Linked DNA regions of Mus musculus: region 2 is linked to region 1. The links are chromatin loops, found by intact Hi-C in ENCODE. Cell type or tissue: gastrocnemius. All regions are shown on one strand. Each heading gives the region's core, and the rest is flanking DNA. Links, peaks and the distances in the headings are about the cores only.

The links. Peaks named below come from ENCODE experiments on the same cell type or tissue, not always from the same donor. Only the 100,000 strongest peaks of a DNase experiment are listed, where the experiment ranks them.
Region 2: a loop joins it to region 1, with 2.3 times the contacts of the local background. A loop is called at or near these places in 6 of 42 quality-filtered maps.

Annotation. Positions count from the first base shown.
Region 1 is chr2:131,255,126-131,271,695 of GRCm38, reverse strand. It overlaps Pank2 (pantothenate kinase 2), which reads right to left and starts at 9,196. Exons shown (of 7, transcript NM_153501.2): 1 at 8,881-9,196. The coding sequence starts at 9,127. In gastrocnemius, for the core only: a CTCF peak has its summit at 8,937; DNase peaks (open chromatin) are centred at 6,472, 9,282 and 11,055; H3K4me3 peaks cover 2,402 bases; H3K27ac peaks cover 2,848 bases.
Region 2 is chr2:131,522,485-131,539,054 of GRCm38, reverse strand. It overlaps Gm30732, which reads right to left and starts at 13,067. Exons shown (of 2, transcript XM_017319385.2): 1 at 9,938-13,067; 2 at 8,711-9,044. The coding sequence starts at 10,587. The coding sequence ends at 8,774. It overlaps Smox (spermine oxidase), which reads right to left. Exons shown (of 7, transcript NM_145533.2): 7 at 13,872-14,312. The coding sequence ends at 14,175. It overlaps Gm39938 (a long non-coding RNA gene), which reads right to left and starts at 771. Exons shown (of 5, transcript XR_003954065.1): 1 at 359-771. In gastrocnemius, for the core only: CTCF peaks have their summits at 8,242, 8,826 (motif pointing right) and 11,781 (motif pointing right); DNase peaks (open chromatin) are centred at 8,212, 8,851 and 11,776.

The DNA.
Region 1 (16,570 bases), core at 4,646-12,645:
CAGAGAAATAAATGCATGCTGACTTTAAGACCTAAAATACTTACACGATTTCAACAAAGGCCATCAAGGAAGAAAGGAGTAGGAAGTGAATGCAGCACGTCTGTCTTGTAGGGGAAGGAAAGAAGACAAGAGAGCAGCTGGAGACAAGAACAGAAAAGGGATGCTTTAAAACAAAACAAAACATGCAGTGGTGGTGCATGGCTGCAATCCTAGCACTCAGGAGGCAAAGGCAGATCACTGCAAGTTCTAGACCAACATGGTTACATATGGAGCTCCAGGCCAGCTAGGACTTCATGAGACCCCATGATAGATGGAGGGATGCATGCATGCATGTATGCAGCCCCAGAAGAGAAAAGGAACATAACTAGATACAGGGAATAACTGAGGGTGGGGGTAGCTCTGTGGATCTAACCTAGGAACTCACATACCATAATGTATATACCCCAAGACTTAAATCCCCAGCCCTAAAAGATTTTGCAACCTTTCATATTCTAGTAGCTTCATTTGTGTGGCTGTGTGCACACACGAGAGGCAGAAATCATCAGAGTGTCTGCCTCAGTCATTTCTCTACCATATTGTTTGAGCTTCTCACTAAACCTACAACTTGGATATACTAGCAGGCCCCAGGATCCTCATCTCCACCTCCGCGATCATGGGCCTGCATCATGCTTGTAAGTGGGTGCTAGGGGTACAAATGAGGTTCTTACCTCAGCACCACAAGCACCTTACAACTGAAATAGCAAATTTTTCTCTACAAATAATTAATTTACAAAATCAAAGATGAGGGCTGCAGAGATGGCTCAGCAGTTAAGAGCACTGACTGTTCTTCTAAAGGTCCTGAGTTCGATTCCCAGCACCACATGGTGGCTCACAACCATCTGTAATGGGATCCACCGCCCTCTTCTGGTGTGTCTGAAGACAGCAACAGTATTCACATATATAAAATAAATCTTTAAAAAAAAGTCTTCTCTCTCAAAATCAAAGATAAAAAAGTTCATATGGAGAGATTTTTAAAATTAAGTAGCTTTGCAACAAAAGTTTAAAAGGGATGCTAAGATTAGCTACAAGAAAAAAACAAACTCATTAAAAAAGTAGCTCAAAGGACAGAAGCTGACTTCTGTAAAAACATGAAGACAGGGTTGGCGAGATGGCTCAGTAGGTAAGAGCACTGACTGCTCTTCCCAAGATCCTGAGTTCAAATCCCAGACACCACATGGTGGCTCACAACCACCCTTAAGAGATCTGACACCCTCTTCTGGTGTGTCTGAAGACAGTTACAGTGTACTTATGTATAATAAATGAATCTCTGGGGCCAGATCGAGCGGGGACTGAGCAATCAAAGTTGACCAGAGCGAGCGGGGCTAACTGTAGTGAGTGGGGTTTACCAGTTCTAAAAATTCAATCCCCAAACAACCACATGAAGTCTCAAAACCATCTGTACAGCTACAGTGTACTCACCGTAAACTAAATAAATGAATCTTTAAAAAAAACAAACATGAAGACATAAACCTTAATCCCCAGCACAAATGTAAGGAGCTGAGCACCTCAGCTCCCATCTGCAACCGCAGCATTCCTAAAGATAAATGGGAAACAGAGACAAGAGAACCCCCAGAAATTTATGAGCCAGCTAGCAAACAAAGGGATCCTATCTCAACCAAAATGGAAGACAAGGACCTACACTCAAGACTGTCCTCTGACTTTCACCCCCGTGCCAAGGTCCCATGCCTGCACTTATACACAAATCATACGCACACACAAAAGATTTTTAATTAGTTCAAAATGAAGTAGAAAAAACCTTGAAGATCAAAAGCACTAAAAGTTTTTATCACTGATGGGCAGTAGGGGGCAGGCCCTTTTGGTTTCCAAACAAAAAGGGACACTTATGAAACAACAGCTCTACTCTGCCAACACCAATGTTCTCCAAAAGCCAAGGAACCCCTTTTCTAAATTAGTATTGCCAAGCTACAAAAAGCTTCATTTTCTAAACTAATGAAATTGAAGGGTATCCTGTGATTGTCAATGAGTCTGAAAATCATCAAGTTCTAAAGAGTTCCATGTGCTCTAGCATACAAGGAGTCCTCTTCAGAGGCAGAGCTTGTCCTCCAAATACAAGGGGGCTGTGATCCCAGAGCTCCCGTGCTTCTTACATACTGTATACTCTACTATACAGACATTGCTAAGGCAATGTATTACCATGTCTTCTCTTTCTTTCTTAAAAAAAATGTATTCATTTATTATATGTAAGTACACTGTAGCTGTCTTCAGACACTCCAGAAGAAGGCACCAGATCTTGTTATGGATGGTTGTGAGCCACCATGTGGCTGCTGGGATTTGAACTCAGGACCTTTGGAAGAGCAGTCAGCGCTCTTAGCCACTGAGCCATCTCTCCAGCCCACCATGTCATATCTCAATAAAAAATTTAGAGGTTTAACTAAGTCTATTTTTCCATCTGGAAACTGAAAGAAGGATGTGGCTCGGTGAATAATGACTTATGCTCTGCAAGCACAAGTCCCTAGAAACCATAATAAAACCAACAAGGACAAAACTCAGCACAGCTGTGCATTCATGTAACCTCAACATTAGAGAATGAAGACCAGTGGATTCCAAGATCTCACTGGCTAGCCATCCTTTCTGACAGGGTATATGATGAGCTTTCCATTGGAGACCCTGACTCAATAGCACAGCAATGGAGGAAGAAGATACCTTATATCCTGCTTGGGACTGTGTGTACACTTAGATGCGCACACACCAGAATACTCACTTGCATGCCACACACACACACACACACACACACCTACCTCACTGGATGAGACCTAGATAAAATATCTGAGGGTTGGGGGGAGAGGATACAGTGTTTAACACACAATCACTGTTAACTGTAGCTATACCACCCCATCAGCATCTTGCTGCCATAATTTTTTACCTATTTAAAGCAATGGTAAACCTGCCAAGTATTTGCCAGGCAAGAACTCTACCAACTGAGTTATACCTTTACCCCATATTCCCTTTTTTAAAAGACAGAATCTCATATTCTCATACATCTCAGACTAGTCTTGAATTTACTGTGTACCCAAAAATGACTTCAACTTCCTATCCTCCTGCCTCACCCTCCTTGGTGGTCGGATTATAGCGGGTGACACCACATCTGGTTTATACAACACTGGAGTTCAAACTCATGGAATCCTGCATGCTACAGCCCCAGTCTTCATAATTTCTTTTCTTTTCCTTTTCTTTTTTAAAGATGTATTTATATGTAAGTACACTGTAGTTGTCTTCAGACACCTCAGAAGAGGGCACCAAATCTCATTACAGATGGTTGTGAGCCACCATGTGGTTGCTGGGATTTGAACTCAGGACCTTTGGAAGAGCAGTCAGTGAGTGCTCTTAACCACTGAGCCATCTCTCCAGCCCCCTTAATTTATTTTCTTTCTTAGTTATTCTCTTGTGCCACAGCATGTGTGTGACACACACACCCTCCTCAATCACAGAACTTTCCAGAAGTCGGTTCTCTCCTTCCACTGTAAGACAGGGATTGTTTCTATTTCTGGCTGATTCTCCTGTCTCTGCCTCCCATCTCAGTGTAAAAAGGCTTGGAGTAGAGACGGGGTCTGAGGATCAAATTGAGGTAGTAAGGTTTGTATGGTGTTGTATAAGCACTGTCCTCTGAACCAAAGAGCCATCACTCATTCCACCTGCTAAAATTTATTACAACTGGGCTCGCTGACTGCTAATATTCCCTCACAGAAAGAGGGTAGGGAGGGTCACTGGACCCTCACCTAAGTACCAAGCCACTCCTCCCAGTCATCTGTGTGCAATGCTGCTGTAACTGATGATTGCTTCTAGGGAAGGGGCCTTACGGAAGCCATCATTCATGCTAAGCCCAGACTTTGCAATGTGGCTGCTTTAGGCTGTAAGTAACCTTAACCAACTCATTGGTTCATCAGTGTGAACTACTGTGGGACTGAACTTTGCAGTTTGTCACTAGAACTTTGGGAGAAGAGGGGGATAGAAGCTGTCTTCTCCACCCAAGGCAAACTTCTCACAATACCTAAGTGCTTTACCCACTAAACCATCTCCCTGGCCAATTCCCAAAATTTTAACATCGTCTTTATTTGGTATTTTCTCATCCTGTGATATATAGCAACTACCTGATCTAAAAGCTTTAAAGAACTTCTAGGCCAGTAAGATGGCAGGTAAAGGCACTTGTCACTAAGCTTGACAAGTGAGTTCAATTCCTGAGACCCACAAAGTGGAAGGAGAGAACCAACTCCTAAAGCGTGTCCTCTGACTTCCACATGTGTGCCCAAACACATACAATATTTATGCTTTTTTTCAGAATTCAGTATAGGGTTTTGTTTTGTTTTCAGATTTTATTATAGTATACAAGTGTTTTGCTTGAATGCATGTATGTGTGCCTGGTGCCCTAAGAGGTGAAAAGACAGACAGATCCTCTGGAATAGTTGTGAACCACCATGTGCATGCTGGGAATCCAACTCAGACCCTCTAACAAAAGCAACAAACTTAACTACTCAACAAATTCTCCAGCCCAAATTAATATCATTTTTAAATACTTTACATTTCATACCCATGCCTCTTGTAATACAGAAGTCCAGGATGAAACCAGTCTGGAAACCACACTGCTCAATTAACATGTGTGGTAGAACATTACTATAAACCGGGATCACAAGTTACAAAACAAATGAGCTCCTACTAGTTTCAACTGCCTAAGCATGGGGGCAACATGCCTCTGATCAGGAGGCAGAGCCCGGCAGATCTCAGTGACTGCAAAGCAAGCTCATCTACAGAGTGAGTTCCAGCTCAGCCAAAGCTGTGCACAGAAACCCTGTCTCAGAAAGGAAGGAAGAGAGAAGAGAAGAGGAGAGAAGAGTAGTATAAGACAATAAAACTAGTGTTTCTAACCTCGGATGGCTTTCTAATAGACAAATTATTAGTTATCAGTGGATTCTCTCAGAGTTATGACTAAAGTATGCCATTGGAACAGCCAATAACTGCATTCTCCATCCAGTAGGGAATCCTTGGGTAATACAGAAGATCAAATGGTGTAAAAACAAACAAACAAACCAATATCCTGTTTGAATCCTGGAGTAGTAGCTTTGTTCGTAATCTTAGCACTCAGAAAGCTGAAGTGGGAGAAACTGTTTCTTCAGCACATTCATTATCTGAAATAGTCTTTCATGATTTGTCATACAATCAGAGAAAGCAAAGAAAAGGAATTGGCCAATATCAGACACCATATTAGAAAAAAATAAAGAAATCAGAGGTTGGCAGGATAGGTCAATGGGTACAAATGCCTATTTTCAAACACGACTACCTGAGTTCAATTCCCAAACTCACCAAGTAGAAGAGAAACAATTCCCACAGGTTGTCCCCTGAACTCCCCGAATATGCCCTCACATACACACAAATACATACACAACAAAATAAGTAAATATACAAATAAGTAACTAAGTGTATGTGGTTTATTTAAACTTGGAAGGGAGGGAGGGAGGGAAAAGAGATGTAGTTCAGTGTATAGAACATGCAAAAAGCCCTAAGTTCAAGACCCAGAACAAAACAAAGCAGCCAGAGACCAAAAAAAAAACAAAAAAAAAAAAAAAAACCTATAATCCCAGCCTTCAGAAGTTCAAGGACATCCTTAACCATAAAATCTGAGGATCACCTTGGGAAACATAAAACACAATTTCAAAAAGTAAATACAGAAACTCAAGCTTTGTCTATGTAGTACTTTTTAAAAAGTTCTGAAACCATAGTAATACAACACTCCCAAATGTCTTTCAGAATTTCTCTTGGATCTGAATTACTTATTTGTAAGGCAGCTTTTTTTGGTTTCGTTTTGATTTTTGTTGTTTTTGTTTCCTGAAACTGTTTTTCTATGTAGCCCTGGCTAAGGCAGTGTCTTAAACACCTCTCAAGATTCATATTCCTTCTTCTCTTCCTTTCTTTCTCTCGTTTTTGTTTTTTTTTGTTTGTTTGTTTGTTTTTGTTTTTTGGGGTTTTTTTTTTTTTTTTTTTTTTGAGACAATGTTTCTCTGTGTAACCACCCTGGCTGCCCTGGAACTCCCTTTGTAGACCAGGTGGGCTTTGAACTCAGATAACCACCTGCCTCTGCCTGCTGAGTGCTAGGATTAAAGGCCTGCACCAGACAGATTCTTTTTGGTTTTTGAGAGAGGGTTTCTCTGTGTAGCCCTGGCTGTCCTGGAACTTGCTCTGTAAACCAGCCTGGTCATGAACTCAGGAATCTGCCTGCCTCTACCTCTGGCTTGCTGGGATTACAGGCATGGGCCTCACATCTCCAATTCCTAATCCAATTACTGAATTGGGCCCAGCAACTTGTGTTCTAACTCTCCATGCATGTGAAAATGTGCAGGTGCAAACTAATGTTCATTTGTGTGTGTGCACGGGTGTAGCTCCTCAGGTGCCCTCTACTTTTTGAGCTAGTGTGCCTCACTGGCCTGGAACTTTGCCGAGTAGGCTACACTAACTAGCCAGTGAATTTCTAGGGATCTGTCTGCTCTCCCATGTGGCCATCAATGGCACAAGCCACTGTACCCCTAGCTTTTTTACCTGGGTTCTGAAGCAAGCAATTTACTGAACAAGCCATCTCCCCAGCCCTGTAGGCCATTTTTACATTCAGTACTTGCTAGTCATAACTTTTCCCAAGACAGCCTTGAACACACACATACACAAGTCATGTTTATTTTGGTCTAAAGCAATGGGAAAAAAAGAACAATTCAATAAAACAGTAGATAGAGCCAGGCAGTGATGGTGCATGCCTTTAATCCCAGCACTTGGGAGGCAAAGGCAATCAGATTTCTGAGTTTGAGGCCAGCCTGGTCTACAGAGTGAGTTCCAGGACAGCCAGGGCTACACAGAGAAACTCTGTCTCAAAAATAACAAAAAACAAACAAACAGAAACCAGTAGATAGAAGGAAAAGCACAAAGGCTAAAAAAATTCCTCAATTGCAGAGTAGCTACTTGTCAGTGGGCACCATTCTTTTGGTCAGTGAAACAGACTATCACCACATACCTACCACAGGAGTTCACCAGGCTGAATTGTGCCAGACTAACAACTAATCAAAAACAACACTGCAAATTTGGTGACATAATCATCTACATATGGCTAATTGTCACATTAACCCTCTAACATTGATGCTCAGGTTAATGTAATACAAACCCACAAAGGAACTTCAGGTTTTTCTGTTGCTTAGAAATCAGGTGCTTGATGCACAGCCTATAACTTCAGCACTTGGGAGCTAGAGGAGAAGATATCCTGGAACATGAGATTGTCTTAAAACAAAAACAAAACTCAGGTGCTTGGACTGGAGATACTATATACAGCTCAGAGACAGAACATTTACCACATGTACAAAGCCCTGTGTTCCAACCTACAACTGAAAGAAAGGAGAAAGGGGAAGAGGAGCCTGGCACTGGCACAGTATATACCCAGCACTGAAGGGTCTGCCCTGAGGACGAGGCCAACTTGGGTAATTCATCAGACTGCTCTCAGCCGGGCGTGGTGGCACATGCCTTTAATCCCAGCACTCGGGAGGCAGAGGCAGGCGGATTTCTGAGTTCGAGGCCAGCCTGGTCTACAGAGTGAAGTTCCAGGACAGCCAAGGCTACACAGAGAAACCCTGTCTTGAAAAAAACCAAAAAAAAAAAAAAAACAAACAAACAAAAAACAAAAAAAAAACAAAACAAAACAAAACCTGCCCTCAAGTCTGACAACCTGAGCTCCATCCCCAGGACTGGGCAAAGTTGTCCTCTGACCTACACCAATACAGACACACACGATAAATAAGTGTAATAAGGAAGTTATTTATCAAGCAAACGATTCTACAACAGGAACTCTTTGAAAATCCGTTTTCCTTTTTTCTTTTAGGACAGGGTCTTAAATTTCATATTCCTCTGCCTCCACCTCCCAAGTGGCTGGTATTATAAAATCTCTTACAAGTCGAGAAAAGAAAAAAAAAATATATACATATAGTGATATAAAGTACTAAACATACATACATACATACATCCTCCAAACCTTCCATGGCAAAACAGAGCTACATCCAATCGCTCAAATCATCGATAAAAGCAACTGGGGTGGGGGTGAGCAGGTAGGGCTGGGCGCGGACTATCCAACAGACCTCACACATCAAGCCACTTCCCGTAATTCTCATAGCCTGCCTGCACTCAGCATTTACCTTCCTCATACCGTAATCTGATATCCAGGTCTTAACCACATGTAAAACACAGACAGCTATGCTGAAAAGTTCCTATTACAGTATTAGGACAATTGACACTTTCAGCAGTAGTCGTGGATGCTAGACAACAGCCCTAAAGGCTTTAAAGGGGAGAAAACACACAAGACAAGAAACACAAATTGGTAATAAAATGAGAACCCGATTCTCTGAAAAGAGTAACTCCCTAGGCTTAAGAGTAACTGAGGAACAGGTCGACTCCCTTCCAAAGAAAAGGCTTTACTGCCCAGAATGCTATGGCTGAAACCGGAATTCCCGTGAACTAACGGAAGGGAAACGGGGGAAAACCTCTGGATGCGAGATGACCTGAATTCTCTCGGGAAGAAAACCGAGCAAAGCTTAGAAGCGTATCGAGCCCAGAGTCGAGTTTTGGGCCTGCTGCGCCTCAGGGGCATTTTCTAGCAACCTCCAAATTAATCACCATAGAAAAGGCTTCAGTTGTGAGCGCGATGGATGATTCAAAGGGACTTGGGAGAGGAGGAGCCTTCTCAAGAAAAAAAGAGGGAGTCTCAGGAAAAGAACACCCCAGGGGACAGGGAGGAAGTGGCGGGGAGCCCTCGCGCGGGCACCGCCGGCGCGCAAACAACGACGGCCGTGCCGGGGCACTTACGCGGCCGCCTCTTCCGGAGGCCTTCGGCGCGCGGGCGGCCGGCCGAGGTGGAGCCGCCTAGAGAGCCGGGCCGCTCCCGTCTCACACTCTCCGCCTCCCCGGACCCCGACGGCGCCGCGCTACTCGCCCGGCGCCTCAGCGGGTCCCGCCTCCGCGCTTCCGAGTCCGCAGACTCGCCGACCGCGGCTGAGGTGGCGGCAGCCCTGCCCTGGCGCTCCATAGGCGCGCCAAACCGGCCCGCTCCCATCCGCAACAGCCGCCGCTGCCGCCCGAGCCAGCCCCCCAGCGCCGCCTTGCCGCCTCCGCGCAGCCCGCTGGAGCGCAGGCGCACGCCGGCTGCCGCCTTTTCCGTTGCGCCAACGTGCAGCTAGCCAATCCGAGCTGGCTAGGGGCGGGTTCCAGAGGTCTTGTCCAATAGGCTCCCAGACTCCAGCCGAAGAGACCGCGCCACCATCCAACGACAGGCACTCTGGACGGATGAAGGCGGGGTCAGCGCAGGCTGGGAGCGATCGTGGAGGGGCCCAAAGGATTTGAGTGAGGGGCGCCCTCTCTTGTGCATCCGCGAGAGCGGTGGCCAAGCTGCTCCCCTATTCCCTAGAACTCCAGGGAGTCTACTATCTCTTCTCTGTTCACGAATCACTCCTTCCTCCCGCCCAATAGAGCCCCCGAAGCTACTGAGAAGTGTTAACAGAAGGAAGGACTCTGAGCTGCGACTAACCTTAGCCTTTGTCCCCGGGTCTGGTTCTATAGCTGCAGTAGGAGCCACACTACAGTCCACAAAGTACAAGCACCGTCTCTTCCTTTGTGCTATGACTTCATTCCCAGTACCAGAAGGAATGAAAAGACTGAGGTTTGTCTCCATGACAACTGGCGGGAGGAGGTGGATTCTAAATCCTTCACCTACTCCCCTTCCTGAAGAAGGCAGTATGAAGGCTTGGAAGTTAGGTTGGTTGGGGTTGTTGTTGTTGTTGGGGTTTTTGTTTGTTTGTTTTTCTTTAATGTGTTTGAGCATTTTTCATGCATGTATGTCTGTGACCCTGGTGTGTGCCTGATGGTCGCTGAGGGCAGAAGAAATCGAGGGATTTCCCCATATGGATCCCAGGAATCTAACCCAGACCTCTGCAAGAACAGCAAATGCTCTTAATCACTGAACCATAGCTCCAGACCCCTGGGTTTTTACAGAAGATGGATTTTTTTTTTAAATCGTTTGCCCTTCCCAAGTGCCCTAACCCTTGATATCCCACCCAGATATACCCCTGAAGCATTCCCTCAGTCCCTCAATTTTAAGTGACTGAGGCTTTCTCACAATTTCCTAAGTACCTTTCTTGGGAGGAGATAATGTCCCTTGAATAACAGCCCTCTTACCTTCTAACTTACTCCCTCACTAATAGTTCCGGCCTGAGCTTCTCTTGTGAATGCTGAAAAACACTCCCATACTTGCTCCAAACTAGTACCCCACAGTGTAGAATTAACTCTGGAAACCTTATTTCCTAACTTGAAATTCCAGCTTCCGCAGGAACACACACACACACACACACACACACACACACACACACACTGGATCTAACAAAAATCAGGAATGCCCATAACAGAGTAGGACTGCTCTTCAGAAGACCAGGAATCAATTCCCAGCTTCCACATGGCTCACAACCCTCTGTAACTTCTGGCCATTCCACTCTCTCTTCTGGTCCCCCTAGAGTACCAGGCAGCCACATGCTGAAGTAAGAATGCATGCTGCCAGCCTCTCATGCTGTCTCTGTCCCGTGTGTAGCCATTATACCGACCCAAATCACTGGGCTAGAGCCTGAGGAAAGCTCCTTTTAGGCTTTAAGCTAAAATCTTCAGACATCATTGGAATTCTGAATTATGTGTAAACAATAAAGACAAGATAGATGAGACAAAGTGAGAGCCATCAAAGCCCTACTGCTGAACTTAGCATCCCCCCCCCGCCCCCCACCTCCTAGGGCTGGGCATCCAGCCGGAGTGCATTGGATCTACAAGCCTGAAGTGCTTGCTATCAGAGGAAACTGTGTTCTTGCTCCTGGTGTTATCTGCAGACTGGTTAGCTGACTTTTGCCACCATGCCTGGCAACTGAACACACCTCCCTTCTTGTTGATAAGAACGAGGCCCTCTTAGCTAATCCATCTACATTTGTGGCTGCTGCCCCTGTAATGACAGCCACCACTCCCTGCTCCCGCTCCCACTCCCGCTCCTGTTCCTGCTCCTGCAGCCTCAGCCAAAATCGAAGCCAAGGAAGAATCAAGCCAAGGAAGAATCGGAGGAGTGAATGAATATGGGATTTCAACTAATTACAGAACCTTAACCAATCCAACCAGCTTTATTTGTAAAGTATGGAGATCAAGGCTTAAAGACATTTAGATGATGAGGCGACTTACCTAAAAGCAGATAAATTAAAAAATGACAGAGAACAGGGAGAGGAGGATATAGCTCCAGTAGAGAGTCCTTCAAATAGGGGAAGTCTTAGATTCAGACTCCATCATGGCAAAAAGAGAATAGGCAGGGAAGTTATACTATTCTCTGCCTGCATAATCAAAAGAAGGCAGAGACTGGAGCCAAGCATGGTGGTCCATGCCTGTACCTGCAGCACTCAGAAGGTTCCCAGGTTAAAAGCTACCTTGGGCTATGTAGGAAGACCCTATCCCGAGAAGAAAAGGGACAGCACAGATTGAATTATCAATAGATTTCTGAAAACCCACCCCCAGCTTTTTCAAACCATGCCCAGATTTGTTTCTTAAATATAATTCTCACCCTTCACACCCTTCATATTGTGAACTTGCTGACACTCTATGGTATCAAATTTAATCACAAGTGGGACATTTATAATCAAATCAGAAATGCAAAGTGTTAGCACATACCTCCAATCAACTCCAGAACTATGCAGACAGAGAGACAGGCCGATCTCTGTGAGTTTGAGGCCAGCCTGGGCCATATAGTGAGAACCTGTTTCAAAAAAAAAAAAAAAAAAAAAGCAAAAGAGATAACGATAACATAAGATTCTGTATTAAGTTCAGAGGCTGGGGTCTAGCTTAGCGGTACTTGCCTAATATTCCCGAGGCCCCGAGTTCAATCTTTAGCACTGCAATTACAAAGCTGAACTAAAGGGCTGGGCTTAGTGGTACATACCTGGAATCCTAGCACTTGGGAGGTGAGGGAGGAGGATCAGGAGACCAAGTCAGGCTGTCTTCCTATGTAGTCTGAGGCCAGCCTGGGCTACATACGTCCCAGTTTCTAAACCTTTTTTTTTCCCCCCAATATTAATGTCAAATGTAAGAAGCAAAGGTGATGCTACTTTGGGGAAAGGGGAGGAAGGGAAAGAGATCTAGGAGACAGGGAGCTTTCTTCTGGGGCCCCGGCCTGGGTCTGGGCCCGAGTGGAGATCAGAAGATAATCATCCTTCCGAGTTACTTCTTTCCATCTCTTATGTCCCAGGAATTAAACTCAGGTTGTCAGGTTTTCAAGTACTTTGCCCAGTGGGCTGTCTCAGAGCCCCAGAAACTAGTAGTGTTTCTTGATTTGAGTGATTACATGTGTTCTCTATGTAATATTTCATCAAGGTGTTAATTTGTGATTTGAGCAAGTCTGTGTTAACATTTGAAAAAGAAATTGAATATTAGCATTGTAGTAATAAACTTGTGCTTAAAGATAGCTATTTACTTTTAAAAAGTGAGATAAGAAACATGACATGAAAATGGAAAGTGAGAAGTTTCCCTTCTCTGGGGTAAAGAGGGTTTTCAGAGAGCATCACTGTGGGTTTTACCACTTTGGGGCTCCCTCTGTTTTCTGGTGGACGAGTCAGAGCAAGCAGCACAGGGAACCTCGTAAGCACGTCAGAGCTGACCAAATTCTAAGAGGAACAACTTGCTAAGCTCCAGTCGCTTCTGTACTGAAATACCATATTAGCTTTTTTTTTTTTCGGGGGGAGGGGTTGGTTTGGTTTGGTTTTTGTTTTGGTTTTTCAAGATAGGGTTTCTCCGTAGCCCTGGCTGTCCTGGAACTCACTTTTATAGACCAGGCTGGCCTTGAACTCAGAAATCCACCTCCCTCTGCCTCCCAAGTGCTGGGATTAAAGACGTGCATCACCACCGGCCATATTAACTTTTTATTGCTATGTTAAAGGAAAGTTTAAACAAATTATTAGTGATTCTCAGTTGCTCTGAGTAAGGAGATTAGGAGTGACTTAGCTGTCAAGGTTAGCCTCAGGATTTTATTTTTATTTAGTTATTTTGGACAGGGTTTCCCTGTGTAGTCCTGGCTGTCCTAGAACTTGCTCTGTAGACCAGGCTGGCCTCTAACTCACAGAGATCCACCCTGCTCTGGTTCCTACGTGCTAGGATTAAAGACATGTGGCACCACGTGGCTACCTTAGGGTCTTTCTTAGGGTACAGTTAGGCTAGAGAGGTGGCTTAATGGTTAAGAGTACTTGTTGATCTCACAACTATCCATAACTCTAATTCCAGAGGATAGGACACTCTTCTGACATGCAGACATAAGGCACACCCGTGGTACATAGACACGCAGGCAAAACACATAAAAAAATTGAAGAAAAAAGAAGTACTGTAAATGAAGATATAACAGGTTAGAGCATCATGCCTGGATATCATGGGACAGGCAGAGTGGTGCTGGCAATTAGCAGGAAGCCTCAGATCAAAATGTGGGTTTGTTTAGGGTTTCCTAAGTATCCCCACAATATAGCAGCTGATGTTCTCCAGAGCTGGTGTTCTGTGAGAAAACAGGCAGAGGTAACAGTGTCTTTTATGACTAAGGCTGGGAGGTCATACTCCATTATATATGACAATAGCTTGTTACTAATCAGGCCAGCCATATTCACTATAGATTGGTGTTTCACAAAACAGAAAAGAGAGGACTCTTAGAAACAACTTGGAGCCCATTGTCTGCCCTTGGCTTCCAATGAGTCACTTCTCTTCTCTCTTCTAAGTAAAAACTTTTGAGTTTCCACACAGTTTTCCTTGCATCTAAATGACAGCATCACCAGAGAGTAAAAGACGATATTGTCTTCGTTATTGCTCGTTAAACCCAAAGCCAAGCTGAGGACAATGTCTGTCCTGACTGGTTCTATGGCAACTTGACACAAGCTATAGTCACCAGAGAGGAAGGACCCTCAGTTGGGAAATGCCTCCATGAGGTCCAGCTGTAAGGCATTTTCTCAATTAGTGGTAGATAAGGAAGGGAGGGCCCAGCCCATGGTGGGTGAATGGTAGTGTGAAAGAATAAACTGAATAAACCCTTTACTCCCCAACTTGCATTTTGGTCATGGTGCTTAATTGCAGCAATAGAAACCATAATTAAGACAAGTAGGTACCAGTGTAGTGGGGTATTACTGTGACAGACCTGACCGTGTTTTTGGAAGAACAGAAGGACACTAGAACTTTGGCTAGCGACTGAGTGTCAAGGGCTCAGTGGGATGTTCTTTAGGAACCTGGAAGATAAGAAGGTCAAGAACAATGCAGAGGACGGAGGAGCCCCAGCTTGGGAAGTTTCAGAGGGAAGTTTAAGGACGTTCAGAGCTGTTTGCTATTTTGAATTAAGTACCTGTCATTCTCATCAGCTGGGGCTAAAGAGTCAGCCACGATTAAGAAGAGACCAACACCATTGAAGTGAAACCTTTGTATTACTGGGATCGTTCGTTTATGCTGGTTAGCCAGAGCTAAGAAATTATCAGTGGTTAAGAAGAGACCAGCGTCACTTTGGGGAAATGTTTCCTAAGAGCACAGAGAAGCTTGTTCCCTAGGTGGCCAAGACGGGACCTGGTGCTGGCAGCTGGGCTTGGTGACATGCAAGAGTTGCTCGGGTACTACTTGTTTTCAAGGCATGAAAGAAGAGCTGCTGAGGCTCAGCACTGTGAGAGGCCAGGAAAGACCATTGGTGAAGATGCAGCCTCAGTGGCAGCTGAAGACCCAGAATTGAGTGGGTCATACAGTGAAGTCCAGGCTTGGCACCATGAAAAGAGTCCAGGGAAGGCTACTGGAGAAAGGAGAAAGTGCAGCTCAGTGGCTACAGAAGACTCCAGGAGGGTCTGGAGAGATGGCTCAGCAGTTAAGAGTTAAGAAGACTGCTCTTCCGAAGGTCCTGAGTTCAAATCCCAGCATCCACATGGTGGGTCACAACCATCCGTAATGAGATCTGATGCCCTCTTCTGGTGCATCTGAAGACAGCTACAGTGTACTTAGACATAATAATAAGTAAATCTTTAATAAAAAAAAAAAGAAGAAGAAGACTCCAGCATTTTAGAGATGGCAGTACCACAGGATGACCACCAAGAACAGCAGCAGCAATGGAGTGGAGCCAGCAGAGCCTAGAAGGCAGGCTGTATGTACTACAGAGGCCAGAGCTGAAGAAATGATCCAAACCCTTCGGAGGAACCCAGTAGATAGTAAGTGAATCCCAGACATTGGATGGCTAGAGTTTGACTTTGGATTTATTTGTTACTGTACCCTGATTTTTTTTCCCTCTTGAAGTGAGAATGAATTTAGGGTCTTTTTATTTTATTTTATTTTTATTTTACTGGAGCCCATGACTGAAAGACTTTGAACTTTAAAAGACTTTAGATTTTGAAAGAAATTGGCTATTTTAAAGGGACTGAAATGTTAATGTGTTTGAGTCTGTAAATAATGTGAGACTTTTAAAGTTATATATGCTTATGTTGGTCTTGGTGGACCTAACAAATAAAGGCACACACATTTTAGAAGTGGCCATGGACTAACAATTCCAATAGACTCACAGGCTTGAATACTTGGTCTCTAGCTGATGTTTAGGGAGGATTAGGGGGTGCAGCCTTGTTAGAGGAGGTGTGGCCTTGTTGGAGGAGGCGTGGCCGTGTTGGAAGAGGTGTGTCACTGGGGGTGGGCTTTGAGGTTTCAGAAGACTCCTGCCTCTCCCAGTGTGTGCTCTGCTTCCTGCTTGCAGCCTTTATGATGTGAGCTCTCAGCTGTTCACACTGCCATGCCTCCGTTCCATCCTCATGGACTCCAACCCTCTTAAACTGTAAGTCCAATGAAATGCTCTCCCATTGATAGGAGCTCAACTTCACAACCTGACTTAACTGGTTAATGGCCACAAAGGGAAAGAGGGAGGTTCAGGAAATGCAGGCCCTTATTGGGCTTCTGGGTAATAATCGTAGGTCATGAGGAATTAAGTCGGGCTACACACTAGCTCCAAGCCAGAAAGAATTTCTTAGCTTTAGACTGTTCTGCTCCACCTACAAAAAGAACATGTCAGGTAAACAACCTACTCTGCTCCCAGTCACCCCACAAAAATAGCTGTAACTTCCGTGTGTGTGTGTGTGTGTGTGTGTGTGTGTGTGTGCGCGCGCGCCCACGCTGTGTCCCAGTCCCAGACCCTCTCATGCACTCAATTTTCATCCTAGGGGAGTGGGGGTTAACTGGGACCCCATGCTGTTAAAATAAAGCAGCCTCAGCCTGTTGATATAAAATCTGTCAGCTTTTCTGCCTCACTTTTTTTATACTATTTACTTTTTTTTTTTTTTTAAAGCAGAGACAGGGTTTTGTTATATAGCCTTGGCTATCCTGGAACTTTCTGGGTAAACTAGACTGGCCTCGAACTCAGATATCTGCCTGCCTCTGCTTCCCGAATGCTGGGATTAAAACTGCACCACCCCTGCCCTGCTACTAATTACTTTTTGTTGTTGTT
Region 2 (16,570 bases), core at 3,939-11,938, 270 kb before region 1:
CCATCCACATGTATATCCAGGAGATGGCAAAGTCACACCCAGAGGGTAACTATGACCCTAACAAGGAGTCACAGGGTCATATTTCTGATTCTTTAACCCTCTCTTCCATCTATTGACTGTTCAGGGCCAGGTTTCTTGACAGTGTCTCTAGGCCTCCTCTTTAGCTAGCCTTTCAACTCAGCCTCCTAGGAAATAACTAGACACACACACACACACACACACACACACACACACACACACACCTGCAACCTCTGTCTCTCCAGACTCCCTCTCCCTCTTCCTAAGCTAGCCAGTCATGATCATCACGCTGGAACTGCCTTCTTTTACCCCAGTGATCCCGTGTCACAGCTGAACTCACATATCAGTCATTCAGAAATAAGGCTGATGTAGTCAGCAGATCTCATCACAGTGGCTCTCCTGACCTTGGCTAGGTTTATATCTCTCAGGGCTGGCTGTTCAGTGACCTAGACCAAGCCTGGATAGTCTCCATTCAGACTGGAGTGCCTTGGCTCTGTGCCACTTGCAGCCTGACCCAAGCACGTTGTCACGGTGACCACAGAAGGGCAGGAGCATAAGTAGAACACGCAAGGACTGTTGGGAGTATGACCACGTCCACTTCATTCTCTTGTGTGAAGTTGGATGGCCAAACACGGATTCGTTTGTGAGGGCCTCTGTTAAGGGAAAAAAAAAAAAGCCACTTAGGGTAAATAACAGAAATTTATTTCCTTACAATTCACAGGGCAGAAACCCAAGCTCCATAAAAAAGATGTTGTTGGGTCATTGTCCTCTGAAGTCCTCTCTCCTTGGTTTACAAATGGGCATCATTCTTGTGTCTCCAGCCATCTTTTCTGGGTTTGTTTCTACCTAATGTCTGTTGCTGACTTGGGGGTCTAATCTAATGAACTTCTTTTAAGTTAATTACCTCTTTAAAAGAGTCTGGTTCCAAGCCAGTCACATTCTAAGGTGTAGGTGTTAGAACTTTAATGCACTGGGGCTAGGGACACAACTCAGCATCTAACTTCTCCTGAGTGAGGTCAGACACAGTCACGGAAAGAGTGTACGGAGAGTGTTGTGTTTGTATTTCACCTACAATATTAGCCAGCACTAGCCTGGCCTTTGCCTAGCTACAACCACAGAGATGCAGACCGAGTAACTGCTGTGGCTTGAGACTCCCCCACAGCAAGCCCAGGTTTGTGTTTGTCACTGCAGCCTAGCTTACCCCCTCGTTTCCTAAAAACCAAATGGAAGCCTCGTGTGCATGTGCTTTGAAGCATGCTACAGCCACACAGAGTGGCTAATGCTCTTTTTGCAGGGAAGAGTTAAGACAGGGTTTCTCTGTGTAACAGCCCTGGTTGTCCTGGAACTCTCTTTGTAGATCAGCCTGTCCACAAAGACAGGCCTCTACCTCCCAAGTGCTGGGACTAAAGTCGTGAGCCACCATTCCTGGCTGAGGCTGATGTTCTTAACAGAGATCAGAGTCAAACCCTCTCTAAAACCTACTCACTACTTGGGTGTAGTGGTACTTGCCTGTAATCCCAGAACTCATGAGGCCCAGGGCAGCCTGTGCCACGTAAGGAGCCTCTGCCTTAAAGAAGTCTGTCTCCCAGCTGGAGGAGAAGTTCAGGAGGAGAGCACCTGCCAAGCATGTGCCAGGCTCTGGGTTTGATCCCTATCACTGCTGGAGGGAGGGGGAGTGAAAACTAGCAAAGCCCAGTCAATAGGGAGAAAACGAACAAGTCTAAAGCACAAAGGCAACAAAACCAAACTCAAGAGAGAATCTACATGAAATATGTACAAAAATCCCACAGAAAAAAAACTGTTATTTTTATCAGCTAATTTTAAAAACAAATTTAAAACATTTCTAAAAAAAAAAAAACACCTACTCAGAAAAAATATATATCAAAGTCACAAGAAAAGAATATCACAACCAACTTTAAATACAAGATATTAAGAGCAATATGAGAAGGCCGGCTGGAGAGATGGCTCGGCCCTTAGGAGCATTTGCTTTTACTTTTGACCCTAGAGCCTCCTCCCTGAGGACGAGCTCGCCCAGTACTGGAAGGCGCTGTTCAAGATGCCAAGGGAAGGAAACAACCAACAGTCTTACCTACGAGGCCTATGAACCGCAGCAACGACCAGCATGGCACGATAACCATGTTCTAAATACGCATCCTCAAATCCACCAGGAAGTGTCGGCTCTCATCCCTCATCGAATTCTTGCAACAGACAGAGACCACTACAGAAAAATACAACTAGCCATAGTGCAAGAGCTCAGTGGATCATGGGAGCTCAGCTCCCTACAGATACATGTGCAGCACAAGCCCTCCACCTAAGGTCTTAGGAGCCAGAGAACCAGGAAGTGGCTGTGAGAATGGGTCTCAGGAAGTGGCTGTGAGAGAGAATGCGTCTCTTTACACATTACTGGGAAGCTTCATCCGTGATGCTTTGACAATCTGGCTGCCTAAGCAAGACCCAAACAAGCACGGTACCACAGAGGTGCTAATATGATAAGGAGGAGTCTCATGGGGACCCACCTCTAGACAAAGAACTAGAGGCAACCAAGGAGTTATGAGAACTAGAGAATCAATCTTCTGGAACGGTGAGCCCCTGACTGGTTATCCAATGCATACCATATGCACACAAGCAATACTGAACAGACTGAATGGGCATTTTTAATATTTTTATGGACACACACCACACACACACACACACCAATAACAAAGAAAAAGAAGCCATGAATTACAGAGAGAAAGAAAAGTAGTTATATGAGAGAGGTTGGAGGGAAGAAAGGGGAGGGGGAAATTAAGCAATAATATTCCAATTTGTAAAAAATAAGCATGTTAAAAGAAAAGGAAACTAATGGCAAAACACCATTGAAAGGTTTTTTTTTTTTTAATGGAGTCAAGAAACCATCAACATGGAAGACCTACTTAGGACTTGGGTGCTGGCTATGAACTCTAATCATCTTTGCCACTGGATCAACATTGTGCCCAGAAACTCAAGATGCTCATCAAAAGGTTATCACAGTCTTGTGTTAGGGGCCTTTCCCTTTTGTTTATCTTCTTCTATCTTCTATCTTCTATCTTCTGTCCCTTCCTTCTGAATCTTCTATCAGCCACATCACCTTGTTCCTTCTCAACACTCAGGATCTCCTCCCACCCACCCCCCATCGTGTTCTGCTGAACTCCTGCCTTCCAAATTGCAATTTCTACTCTCCTAAATAGTCATTTCCACTTTTAAAAGAAAGTACAAATTCTTAACAGAATATTAACCCTTAACAAAATTTAAACAGTATTCAAATATATTTTAAAACCCCACAACACTGTAGACATTACCACTTTTACAAGTAAACTCTGTAAGTCTTCAGGAAATAGATAGTCAACATTTTATATGTATTCTCCCAACATTTATAGAAAAAAAAAGGATTTTTAAAGTATTTTTGTAACTATAAAAGACAAAAGAGTTTCTGAAGAAACATTTGCAAACAAAATTTTACAGCATTAAAATGTATCGTGGTCATTACAATAGAACACAGTATTATTAGGGCACACTCTGGCCTACTTGTAACCAGCATTTTAAGGCAAAAGCCTCATTACCTGCTGTCCCAACAGGCTTGGCCACCCATCCCAGTAGCCATCACAGGAGTAGTGGTGACAATCTGCATGCGATCACGGAACTTTAATCAGCACGTGCTGGGCAGAACACATAGGAGGGTTAGTTAACCCAAGTTCCTCTTCAGGTAGAGATATGAGCCTTAGGTTTAGATAAAGTGAGGGCAGGGGAAGAAAGCTCTTCGAGAAGTCCTTAGGGTATGGTCAACTGATCACTGTCTTTGTTCCTGCTGTCTAAGGCCCCCAAAGAAGTCCTTATTGCTTGAGGCACCAAGTAAAAGTGATTGCAAGAGCTCCGGGGTACAGTCAGCTGTCAGGGATAGCAGCCCTTCTCTGTCCCATGAGGTGCTGCTGTTCCTAGAATCCAAGGTGACTTTGGGTTTAGGACACCCAGAGACTTTGTGTGCCTTTGGGGGATAAGGAACAAGGCGTGTAAAGAGCTGACAGAGATGTCTCAGTTACCTTCCTGCCTCAGCCATAAGGGAACCAAGCTAGGTTAAGTTGCTTAATAAACACTCCTGGAATGGTCACCATGGTGGCAAGCAGGTGACTCAAAATGGGGCAAAGCAAAGGTCTCCATGCTGTTTGTAGGTCCTCATAGACCAAATAATGTACTTCTTAACTGAGAAACTGGGACAGTAAGATGGGTCAGCGGGTGCTTGCCTTTCAACTCTGGGTTTGAGTCCCAGAGGTCACATAAGAATGGAAAGAAAGCATTGACTACACAAAGTTGCTCTCTGACCTCCACACACACACCATGGCACATAGGCATGCGTGCACATGCACATACACTGTTCTAGAAATAGCATACCTTATAGTAAGGAATCACCGCACTTAGAAAGGAAGGCAGGAAAGCTCTAGAACAAAAAGAAGCGAATACACCCAAGAGGAGTAGACGGCAGGAAATAATCAAACTCAGGGCAGAAATCAACTAAACAGAAACAGAAGAACTATACAAAGAATCAACCGAACCAAAGTCAACAAGATAGATTAAACCCTTAGCCAGACTAACTAGAGGGCATAGAGATAGTATCCAAATTAATAAAATCAGAAATGAAAAGGGAGACATAACAACAAAACATATCTTAAAATAATTATTCTGCTTGTTGAATATTAATAGTTGAAAATATTAAAATCATGTTCTATAAACATAAAAAAAGAGTGTCATCAGATAGCACCCTCAGACTACAGAAGAGCTCCCCCACCCTGTTGTACCTGCCTCTCTGATGCACCCACCAGTGTATTTTAATCTTGCCTTGATTTGTTACTTTCCTTGTTCTGTAAAACTATAAAAACTTCATGAAACTGCTTCCACTTTGGAACATGGAATTTGGGATAACCCAGCTATGTCACTCAAAATGGCTCTAGAACAAACTATCTCTTATTCTCTCCCTGTAAGGTGAAAGCTATGTCTTTTGTGTCAGCACGACAGATAGAAGAACCTTAAAGAGCAATGCTTCTTAAGATGGGCGTGATGGCTCATGGCTTCAGTGCCAGCACTGAGGAGGCAGAGGCGGGCCTCGGAGTTTGAAGCCAGCCTGGTCTACACAGTGAGTTTCAGGTTTTGATAAAGAGGGTGGGGGTGGGGGATGAGAAAGGGAGAGAGGCGAGGCGAGGCGAAGGGAGGCAAGAGAAAAGAGTCTAAGCTTCTGGTTAGAGGAGGAGCCTGAGACTTCCCAGGAGCTGCCAAAGCTGTGCTTCTAAAGACCCAGATGGAGGCAGAAATCAAAGAGGAGAATACATGATGTTATAAGTAACCCTCATAAAATACAGGCAAGAATCAGAGGAAAGAGAAGGAAGAGAGGGATGGAGAGGAGGGGAGCTCACAAGTTTTTGTCTCCAAAAAGGACACAGAGGTCATAAATTCAGAAGCCTGAAGCCACTACACCTTAAACTTCTAAAGCAAAGCCTACTCATACCATGTTACACATCAGTTCTTCACCTAGACACACACTCAATAGAAATATACTTATATTCACGAGTATATTTATATATTAAAATGTCTACAGCCACTCTAGTCTAACAACCCAATACTTGAAATAGATCTAGTGTATTATCAAAGTGCATACATAAATCATAGCCCATCACAAAACAGACTGTGGTCTGCTGTCAGGACAAATAATCACTGCACAGGACCACCTGGACGAACCACATTATAAGCTAATGTTAATGTTGTCACCTTGGCAAGATCGCCTGGAAGATGGGCCTCTGAGAATGTCTGTGGGGGCCCAACTTGCTTACAGTATTAATGGCCACTCTGGTGGGTGGCGCTCAGAAAGCAAGGATGCTGAAAAGAAAGGTGGGAAATGGAGGCCTGACTTGAGGTTGATAGGGAGTCTACTGGGAGCTGAGATGGGGAACCCATGGGAATCAGAGCCAGCCTTACTACAAGACCTAGACTATGGACTCCCCCACTTTTCCTGCAACCTGTAAGAGACTGCGGGTCTGAACTTTTTCTCAGAGCCCCACCATGCTGTCTATAGCATCAATTACTCTTTTACTACCCCACCCCCTGAAATTTGGCTCAGTGTCCCAAGCCTCAGTGTCCCCAGATGCCAAACGTGGAACTTAGGATTTGGTGTTTACCATGGTAGATTTTGGTTTTGTTTTAGTGTGATTGTTTTTGCTGTGATTCTTCCCCTTGAAATATGAATGTTTACTCGGTCCCATTACATGTTGGGAATAAACTGTTTCGTATTTCATAGAAGCTGACAGTTGAGGCTTTGGACCTTACAGTGTCAAAACTATTAAAGACAATGAGGACCTTAAGGTTGGACTAAAATCATACCATATTATAAGAGTGTTCTGAGCTCATTGAGACAGGTGACCTTAAAGGTAGAAGGTCATAGCTTAAAAGTGATGTTCTGAGCCTGGCATGGTGACAAGCCCTCAGGAGGCAGAGGCAGGCAGGTCTCTAAGTTCCAGACCAGCCTGGACTACAAAGTGAGTTCTAGCACAGCCAGGGCAACTCAAAAGAACCCTGACTTGAAAAACTGAAGGAAAACAAAAAGGAAGAAAAAGAAAAAAGCGATATTTTGAGAGTGGAGTTATTACAGTACTAACTGTCACTTTGATAAAGTCTACAGTCACCTGGGATATTTGCTGAGCAAATGGGGGATTGTCTTTTTTATGTTAGTTGATGCCGGGGGTAGGGGGGCTCATCTTCATCATAGGTGGGACCAACACGTTTCCCTTTAAGTTGCTTTTATCAGTGTATTTTATTGCAGCAACAGGAAAAGAAATTAAGATATTGTGTTTACATTAAATACAGAAATGAGAAAATCTGGGGTTGCAGAGATGTTAGGAACCCTGGCTGCTCTCAAAGAAGACCCAGGTTCAGTTCCTAGTGCCCGCATGTACTCACGGCCAGCCATCTGTAGCCCCTTTCCTGGCCTCTGTGGGCACCAGTCATACACATGGTGCACAGACATACATGCAGGCAAATAAAATAAAACTGAAAATATTTCCCAATAGGATTTTTTTAAAGAAATTATCAAAGTTCAAACTAATATGTCAAGTGTCTTGAGGGTGGCAGCTCTTTGGATCTAAAAATGTTCCCCAAGAATATGAGAGATCACACAGTCTCTCCCTCCTTCCTTGTATGTGCCCCCCCCAGGTCCCTCTCTCCCCTCCTCCCTCCCTCTCACCCTTCCTTTTGCCTCACTCTCCCTCCCTCACTCCTTGCCCCTCACCCCCTCTCTCCCCTCCTTCCCTCCCTCAGTCTCCCTTTTGCATCTTCCCTCTCTCTCTCTTTCCCTCTTTCCCTCCCTCTCCACCTCCCTCCCTCCCTGTCACTCTTCTTCCTTCTCTCTCTCTCTCCAAACACATCCTGTCATATGTCTCACCAGAGGCCCAAAGCAGTGCATCTGCAGGGCCCTTAACTGAAACACCCTGGACTGGAAGTCAGAGTGAACCTTTCCACTTTATGAGCCAATTTTCTCAGGTATTCTGCCACAGTAGCGGAAAGCTGCCAAACGCATTAACCTTACAAAAGTGTTCCTGGCAGTCAGCAGGCTGTTAAGGGCAACGGCTCACAGTCTCGGCGATTCCTCCAGGTCACTGTTTTAGGTAACTAGTAAAGTCGAGTTTGGCAAATCAATGTCTAATAATTAGTCTTTTCTACATGACTCTACTTCAAAACCACTACAAACCGCACATACAATACACAGATCATGCATGTTGTTCTTTAAAGTTTTGAACTTCAAGAAACAAAAGTGTTTTTTGTGCCTCTCTCAGTCATTAATCTTACCAGTTATTAGATATTGATTTATCTGATGGCTTTCTTAGAGCACTGCATGTACTGTGTGTCTGCCAAGCATGGCTTCACCTGTTACCTGGAACAGAGTGACCTGGAGGAAAAGCTGAGATGATGAGCCGTTGCCCCAAACCCTTCTGTAAAAGCTTGCTTGCTTGCCAGTCTGACTTGTATTTTAGAATATAAAATGAGAACGCAAACTGAGCCTGGCATCAAAACCTTTCAGGATTTGTCCTGGCTTTGGTCCATCAGTGGCGGCTCATCTCTTCCACTCACTGGTGTCAGAGTGCTTATTCCAGAAAGATTCCCCCGCCCCGGATGCTCAGATGTCCGAACTGGGGCCCCAGGTGGTGGTGCTGTTTGGGGAGGTCAGGATGCTGCACCCTGCTGGAGGATGTACGTCACTTCAGGCAGCTCTGAGCGGTTCCAGTTCCCTCTCCACTTCTGCTTGTGGTTGAAGATGTGCACATCAGCTCCCTTCTCCAGCAGCTTGCCTGCTGCTGCCACACCTCCTCGATGAGGTGGTGATGAGCTCGTCCCCATGGGTCTATAAGCCAAAATAAACCCTCCTGTAAGTTGCTGTTGGTCATGGTGTTTTATCCCAGCAACAGAAAATAACTAACACACAAACAACTACATTCCAGTAAATACGTTTAGTTTTTATATAAGTTATGTATGAAAGGCTCGTGTTATCCCCATGGTGTAGCCAGATCTAACCGGCCACAATAAGTAAACGCAATGCTGTTCCTCACAGCTGTGTCACTTCCATCAACCCAGAGCCACACCGTGTGGGGGGCTCTGACACCAGATTGAAGAGTAAATTGAAATCACACTTCTGATATTATTCATTGTTCAGTGTTTATTAAACGGGGTCCAGTGACCGCTTGCTTGGTTCATTCTCAGGAATTCAGAAAAGCTCAGAGAATACAAATCCTCTCAATGCAGCAAGTGCTGTGTTCCCATATGGCCAGAAGGTGGTGCTAGAGGTCATGGTCATGGTTCGTGGCTTGTCCTTTCTTCCAGAGAACTTCTGCCTCTCCAGGCCTGCCTTGTGAGAAGGAGAACCCATTTGACCCTTGTGTATCTTTGCAGTTGGAAAAATCTCCACCACTAACTGCTGGTGTGAGCACGGTGGAACTGAGACAGTACCAGCGCAGACAGCAGCATGTGACACTTCCCTGTGAAGAGGAGCAAAGAGCAATGACAGAAGCAAACAGGCAGCTGGAAAGTCGGGATAAAGGTCCCTGCCTTAGAGGGTGGGGATTACAGGTCACCAAAGCAGAGTAGGGGTCAACCTTGTGTCCCGAGGGAATTCCCACAGGAGGCTAGAGAGCTGTCTGTATGGGTGAGAAGTGACTTACTTAGATTTTATGTGTCTATGAGGCAGAAGACAGCAAAGAAAAATAGAGTTGTGGGCAGGAGAGGAGTGTCAGGAACCTAAAGGGAGACCCAAGAGGGCTGCCACCAACACTAAGGGCGCGTCTCCAGGCTCACACCCTTGCATGGTGTCTTCCTTCCCTTACCATTCTGTAAACCTTTTCCATTAACCTGTCTCTACACTGGGTACTATTTTGGATGCACCGGATACGTAGCAGTGAACAGGGAACTTCCATAGTCATGAGATGGAAGGACAGGCATCTGCATAAACACCAAGTAGCAAAGGGGAGGAAAGAAAGGCCGTGAAGAAAGGGGGCACAGAATGGGGTAGACGGGGTAACTGTGGAAAAGGACAGTATGCCCAGAAAAGTATCTGATTAGAACCCTGACAAAAAAGAGCAGCCAGGTCCTAGGGGAAGACAGAGAGGAAGCAGGGGGACCTTAGAACTTCTCACAGGATGACTGAGAGCAACGCCTTGCTTCTCCAGTGTGAGGGCTGTCCCTGGAAACCAAGGAGGCTGCATTGGCCCTGTGGAGGAGGTTATAGAGGAACACCACCTGGGAGGCTGCCTCCGCCACTCAAGGCAGAGATGCAGGTACAGTGGGGTATCTCAAAGGATGCGATTCAGAATGCGTAAGAGGAGTCGATGAGACTCGCCTATGGGAAAGCAGATGATAGGGAGTGGATAGTGACCTGAGTGTTCTGAAGCCAAAGAATGGTGGTGCCACATGCTCAGACGAAGAAGATGAAGTTGGACTGGACTGTGAGCGGTGGGAGGGAAAGCCCTGCTTTGTCTGTGGAAAGATGGCGTAGGCGGCACTGTATGGTCTGTGTGGTGTGCTCCTCTGCTTTATCCTGGTCAGTGGGCACAGCCCTTCTCCTCCAGACGAGCCTGCTGGTATGGCTTGGCTCATGACAGAATTATGCTGACTAGTTTTAGGAGAACAAGAAACAATAGAGAGACCAAGTGAAATGATACGCAAAGCCAAGATCCCAATGCCAGGGACACGGCCTTGGGCTGGGGTATACAGATGGCTGTGTAATCCCACATGGCCCCACATTTTGGGGTAGGAGTAATGGTAGACATAAGACAAAAAGAAGTAGAGGGTGAAGTGGAGTGAACCCCAAATCCAACAGGCCCAAATCACATGTGCACTGAATCTGTAAAATAAACTGCCTAATAGCTCGTTCGCATCCCATGAGAGCAGGTTTGGGGTGTTCTTTATTATTAGCAACACTAGACTAAAGGGACACAGTAATGTCCCTCTAGCCACTAGCTCTGCTTTAGGGGATGGAAAGGGGCAGTGGCCAACCCTTTTGCCTACTATTAAATATACAAGCATGGGGTTATCATGGTTACCCTTAGCAGGACACTGCCTGCCTGTTGCCCAATACAAATGAGAGATGGGCTCAATAAACAGGCTGACCCAGAGAAAACCCGGCCTTCTGCCACTCTGCCATTAAGTTGAAAAGACCATTAATTAGACAAGCAGCTAGCTTGCTTATACCACACCTAGGAACTTCCCTTCTTCCCATCCCAACTAGCCCAAGCAAACTGCACAGTTACTGCCACAGTATGTAGCTAAACTGTGTTCCTCAGAGGCCAACATGTAAGGACCTGGTCTGCGGCACTGTGGAGACACGATGGAACCTCTAAGAGGCAGGGCCTTATGGGAGGGATCCAGATCACTGCAGGCTTCCACAAAGCCACAGCTGAAAACCTCAACCTGGAGTCCTCAGTCCCTATGACACAAGACACCATGCGACTAAGTGTACAGACTCTGGGACATTACAGACTGCAGGAAATAACTTCTCTGCAAGTGAACTTCTGCACAATGGAAATGATATGGCTGTAATGGGGGTGTGGGGGCAGTAATGGGGGTGTGGGGGCAGTAATGGGGGTGTGAGGGGAGTAATGGAGGTATAAGGGCAGTTGACAGAAGTGTCACACACAGAAAGGGCCCAGATGCCAGCCACATCTGCTTTCAGAAACTCAGCATGTGGGAAACACCCCACATTCCTGTTAGAAGTAGTGTTTCCTTCTGAAGGCCTTTTGTCTTCCTTGTCCATCCACCACAGATCAGCTTTGAGGACCATGTCAGCTCTCTCTCCAGAGCTGCCCCTGCCCCGTCTTCATCTGCATCTCCCAAGAGTCCCTTGGCGTCTTCAGTTGTTCCCTCCCCTCATGAGACAGCATGTCCCCTAAGCTGTGTGGCCCAGGGCAGCCCCTCCTAAGTCCTTTTAAGAATTTGCTTTCCTCTCCTGAACCCCTCACTTCTCTCACACAGCCGCAGACACAAAGACCAAATACAAGAACCACCTCAGTCTGCATCAACAAGCCACCAGTGGGCTCTGTGACAGTTTGAACAAGAAACAGCACCTATAGTCTCAAACATTTAGTCCCCAGTTGGAGCGCTATCTGGGGAGGCTTAAGCAGTGTGGCCTTGCTGAGGGACGTTTGTCACTGGGGTCAAACTTTGAGGTTTTTGTGTACAGGTGTTTTACATACTATGTGCATGTAGTGCATGCAGAGGCCAGAGGAGGGCACTACATCCCCAAGAACTGGAGTTGTCACAGATGGTCATGAGCCACCATACAGGTGCTGGGGAAATTGAACTGAGGTCCTCTGAAAGAGAAGCCCGTGCTCTCAACTACTGGGCCATCTCTCTAGCCCCCCAACCTGGGCTTTTAAGTTCCAAAACTATGCACAGTTCCCAGTTCACTCTGCTTCCAGCTTGCAGTTTAAGATGTGAGCCTTCTTCAGCTTCTGTTCCAGCTGCCACGCCTGCCACTTGCCGATTGCACGCCACCATCGACCGACCACTCGTATCCCTCTGTAAGTGTGAGCCCATTAAACAGTTCCTTCTACAAGTTGCTTTGATCATGGTGTTTTAGCACAGTGGTGGAAAAGCAACTGATGCCGAATGTAAGTCCTTCCTCCCTTCATCTGCTCTCAAGATGCTGTCAGCTCTCTCTGAGCTGGACAACATGACCGGATTTGGGTTTGGGAGGGCCAAGAAAGAAACCTTCAAATACAGCTTGTTTAAACTGAGGCACATGTAAAGTACAGAAACTCAGTGCATGACCGGATGCATTCTTACCCACATATAAATGTAGCAGCTCCCAGGAACTACCTCCCCTCTCACTGCTGATACTGTAGTTTTGCAGGTTCTTGAACTTTTAAATGAAAACAAGGCGCCCAATCCTGAGCCTTGCTGGTGCCTGTATTCTTTCGTTCCATATTGTTGAGACTAGTCTGTGTTGCAAATAAGTCAATTATTTTACTACTGTGCAATACTCTATATATTCACACACATGTGTTACTTTATTCTTTCTTCTGTTGGGGTACACATAGGCTATTTCCAGCAATTTCTAGCAACTGTGAAGTCACGGTTTCAGTGGTCTTGTCTTTCTCTTGGGTGGGACCCAAGAGCGAAATGCTGACAGGCGCACAGCCAGTACTGGTAGGATCTGCCATACAGACTTCGGGTACAGCTGTGCCTATGGCCCCCTCTCTAGAGCAATGGCTTCTGATTTGGTATCCCAGCCTCATCTTCTCCAGTATAACACAATAGATGGCCTAGGCTATGGCACAGGGCAGACTTTGCTGCCTACCTGTGAGACAAGCACACTAACTTTAAATCTTTACTCACCTGGAGAGAGAGAGAAACCATTCTTTCCAACCAGGGCTGGCATCTACTGTACTAAGAAACTATGCACAAACCGTAGAGATGGCCTGGAGATTAAAAGCACTGGTTGTTCTTCCAAAGGACTTGGGTTTAATTCCCAGAACCCACATGAGAGCTCACAAACATCTGTAGCTCAGTTCTAGGGATCCCTCCCCCTCTTCTGGTCTGTGGGTACCAGGAACTCACAGACAGGCAGGCTACCCACATACATAAAAGTTTAATTTAACGAAAGGAAACAATGTATCCATCATTTATGATTGATATTGCCAGCGTATGGCGGGTACTGGTGCTGAATGTTCTCCTCTGCCCCCCCACACACACCTAACGCCCCCCAATATGCTGTCACCAAACAAACATTTTGAAGCTCCTTATTCCCATGGGGTTCTTTACAACTCTGGCACCTGGTAACTGCTTCCCTCCTACTTGATATCTTGTGGCTGCTTTTGCCCCTCCTACTGCAGTTGATGGAGAAAGCAGGGACACTGGAAGTCAGAACCTCCTAAGCAGTTCACAGAAAGTAGAGGCGGCTTCCCACCAAGGAACCTGGGTTAGAGAGAAGGCAGCTGGTGGTGACCAAAGGTGACCCACTGTATACTGTTTAGGTTCTCTTATAGTAGACCCTGTGGCCAGCAGTAAGTTCATCAAGCCCTGGTATGGAGCCACAATTTGGGGGTATCCTTCCATAGAATTCACCTTCATTCCACGCAGCCTGCCTACCATTCAACCAAGCTCCAAGAAAGGCAAATAGGTAGAACCAGGCTTATCCTAAGGAAGTGTGCACTGGGCAGGGAGAAGTCTTCCAGGGGAATCTCACTCAGCAGGCACAAACAGAGGGGTAAAGGGATGTCTCCTCAATAAACCTAACAGCCATAACTCCTTACACCAAGCCCCAGTCAGAGATGGGAGCAAACACACAGAGAGCCTTTGAACTGAGGAGAGAAGCAAAGGAGCGTGGGAAGGGTCACTTCTTTTATTATCCCAAAATGCAAAGTATTGAAGGCACTTGCAATAACATGAGAGAGGAAAAAAGCAGGAAGCAGAACCCCACCTGGTCATTACCCAGCCTGGAGAAAAAGAAAAGCTCTCGGGCCAGGTCTGACGTCAGCCCGGTGTCCACTACAGAAGGTAAAATTCCATTCTACAGACAATTAGGAAATTAAGAGCACGGGGGCAAGGGACGAGGACCAGCAGTCACGAGTTAGTGGTTCTTCAAGGAACACATTTGGCAGTGAGGACACCTTTCAGGGCCCCTGCTGGAAGAGGTCTCGGTACATCTCGATGAGCCGGGCGGCCTCGCGCTGGCCAGAGAGCAGAGCACCGTGGGTGGTGGAGTAGTACTTGCGGTGTGTGGCCTCCCCGGAGAAGAGCACCTGCATGGGCTAAGTGGGAGGAAGGGGAAGTAAGCATGGAGAAGCAACAGAGGCAGCGGGCTCCCTGTCAGCCCCGGAACCCCCACTCTTGCCAGGCAGACATGAGTGAACAGAACGCAGGTATTCTGTTTCCATGGGGTGAAGGGTCACCCACCCACCTCGCCACCTTCCCTTCCCTTCCCCATACACCCATGCGTAATGTTCCTTCTGTCCCAAGGCTGTCAGAAGGCCTGGCTCTATAGTCCCAAAGGCTCCATTCACCTCTTAGCAATAGTCTAACCCTCCTCAGCCTTTATTTTCTTAGAGAGATTTATACCACCTGCTTCTGAGGCCAGCTGCAAAGATGAAATGAAACTATGCATGTAAGCACTTAGAATCTGGAAGAATGTAAACAAAGTTAGGTGGTAATTTAACAAACCTTTATGGAGCCCCTACTAGGGTCCAGGGATTGTTCTGGGCACTTGGATGGTAAAAGGTGACCAGGCTGCTGCTCTGTGGAGCTTCTATGCTGGTGGGGAAGCCAGACACGAAACCCAGTTACTAAACAGTGTCGTATGTGATGATGGGTGTTTGGGTGAGGGGCTTGAGAGCCCAGAAAAGAGGTTCAGTGTCTGGGAAATCCCGCAAGCTTCCCAGAGAACAGGACCTTTGCACCACTTCTTAAAGGATGCTGGGTGAGTCAGCAGACAAAAGGAGCTCAGCCAGAGGGGAAGGCCAGCACACTGAAGACAGTGAAACTCTGGGCTAGCCAGTGCTCAAACTCAAGAAAACAGGTGTCCTGGTGAATCCAAGGCTGGTTCAGTTTCTTGCACATCAAACTCATGTGTGGGCTTTCTCCAAGGACTTCCTCCAGTGTTGAACCCACCAAGTCTAGACTAAGAACATGCATCCCTAACCAGCTGCCGGGCTAGGGAAGAGGAGGGGCTGGGGCTCAGCACAGGCTGCCCACTCCCACACTCACTCGCTACTCCCCTCCTTTCTTAATCAAGCCTTAGTTCTTTTGGTGTGTGTTTTGAAACAGGGTCAGGAGCCCACAGAGATCCACCGGCCTCTACCACTTGGGTGCTGGGATTAAAACTGCACGGCCACAATCAGCTCCAGTCCTAGTTCTCAACTGGTTTCAAAGTTATTCAAAGTAATAAGAAAGCCATGGCTCAGCCTCTCTGTCCGCAATGTGTAATCATGTGACTGGATTCTAGCCAATGAGCTCCAGGTGTACTGCTCCGAGAATCTCCTCTCTGGTCCCTGTAGTTTTTCCCTGCTATTGCCTAAGACGTAAGCGCCACTGTTCTTACTGCCCTCTTGGGTCACAAGTGACTACTGAACATGGAGGCCAGGAGCTAACGAGACGTGTTCCTCCACCACCACCCTCAGATTTTTGTCAATTTTTTCTGCTTTGCTTTGCTTCTGTCACAGGCAAGGGAGCCCCTCTGTAGGAAGATACCCTCTCTAAGCACAGCTAGACACCCTCATGGACAGAAATCTCCTTCATCAGTAACTCCAGAGAATTAATTTAAAAATAATTGTTTACGTTTTAACATTTAATGTGTGTTCACAGTTAATGAACAAGATTTACTATGGGAGCATATTTCTGCCCGTTTTTAGCAGTGTGTGTGTGTGTGTGTGTGTGTGTGTGTGTGTGTGTGTATGTGTGCACACGCACCATCATGTTCAGACAGAAATCAGGACAGTTAGCAGGAATCAATAATTCTCTCCTCCTATCTTTTGCATGGATCCTAGGGATTGAACCCAGATCAGTCATCAGAGTTGGCAGTGAGCCCCCTTACCCACCAAGCCATCTTGCTAGCCTCGGGTTTATTTTCGTCTTAGAGTACAGTTGACCTAATTTGGGGCAGGGCAGTATTCTCAAGTTTTTCTTTGCCTTAAGACAGTGCCTATGTATCTCAGGCTCACCTTAAACTATGTGGCCAAGGATAACTCTCCACTTCTGATCCTCTCCCCTCTACTCCCGAGGGCTAGAATTACAGGTGCACACTACTACGCAGGGTTTCTGAGGTGCTGGGCATTGTACCCAGGGCTGCAGACATGTCAGGCAAGTACTTACCAGCTAAGATACAACCCCAATCCCTCACATTTATTCTCTAAACACATCAAGGAAATAACTGCACTGCTGTCCCAACAGACTATCTGTACTGCATAACCCGAGGTGGGGACCATTAGCACATGTGGCTTTTGAACTTGAAATGTAAGTAGTGCAACCAAGGAACAAAAATTTTAATGTATTAATTTTAATTCTGTTTAATTAA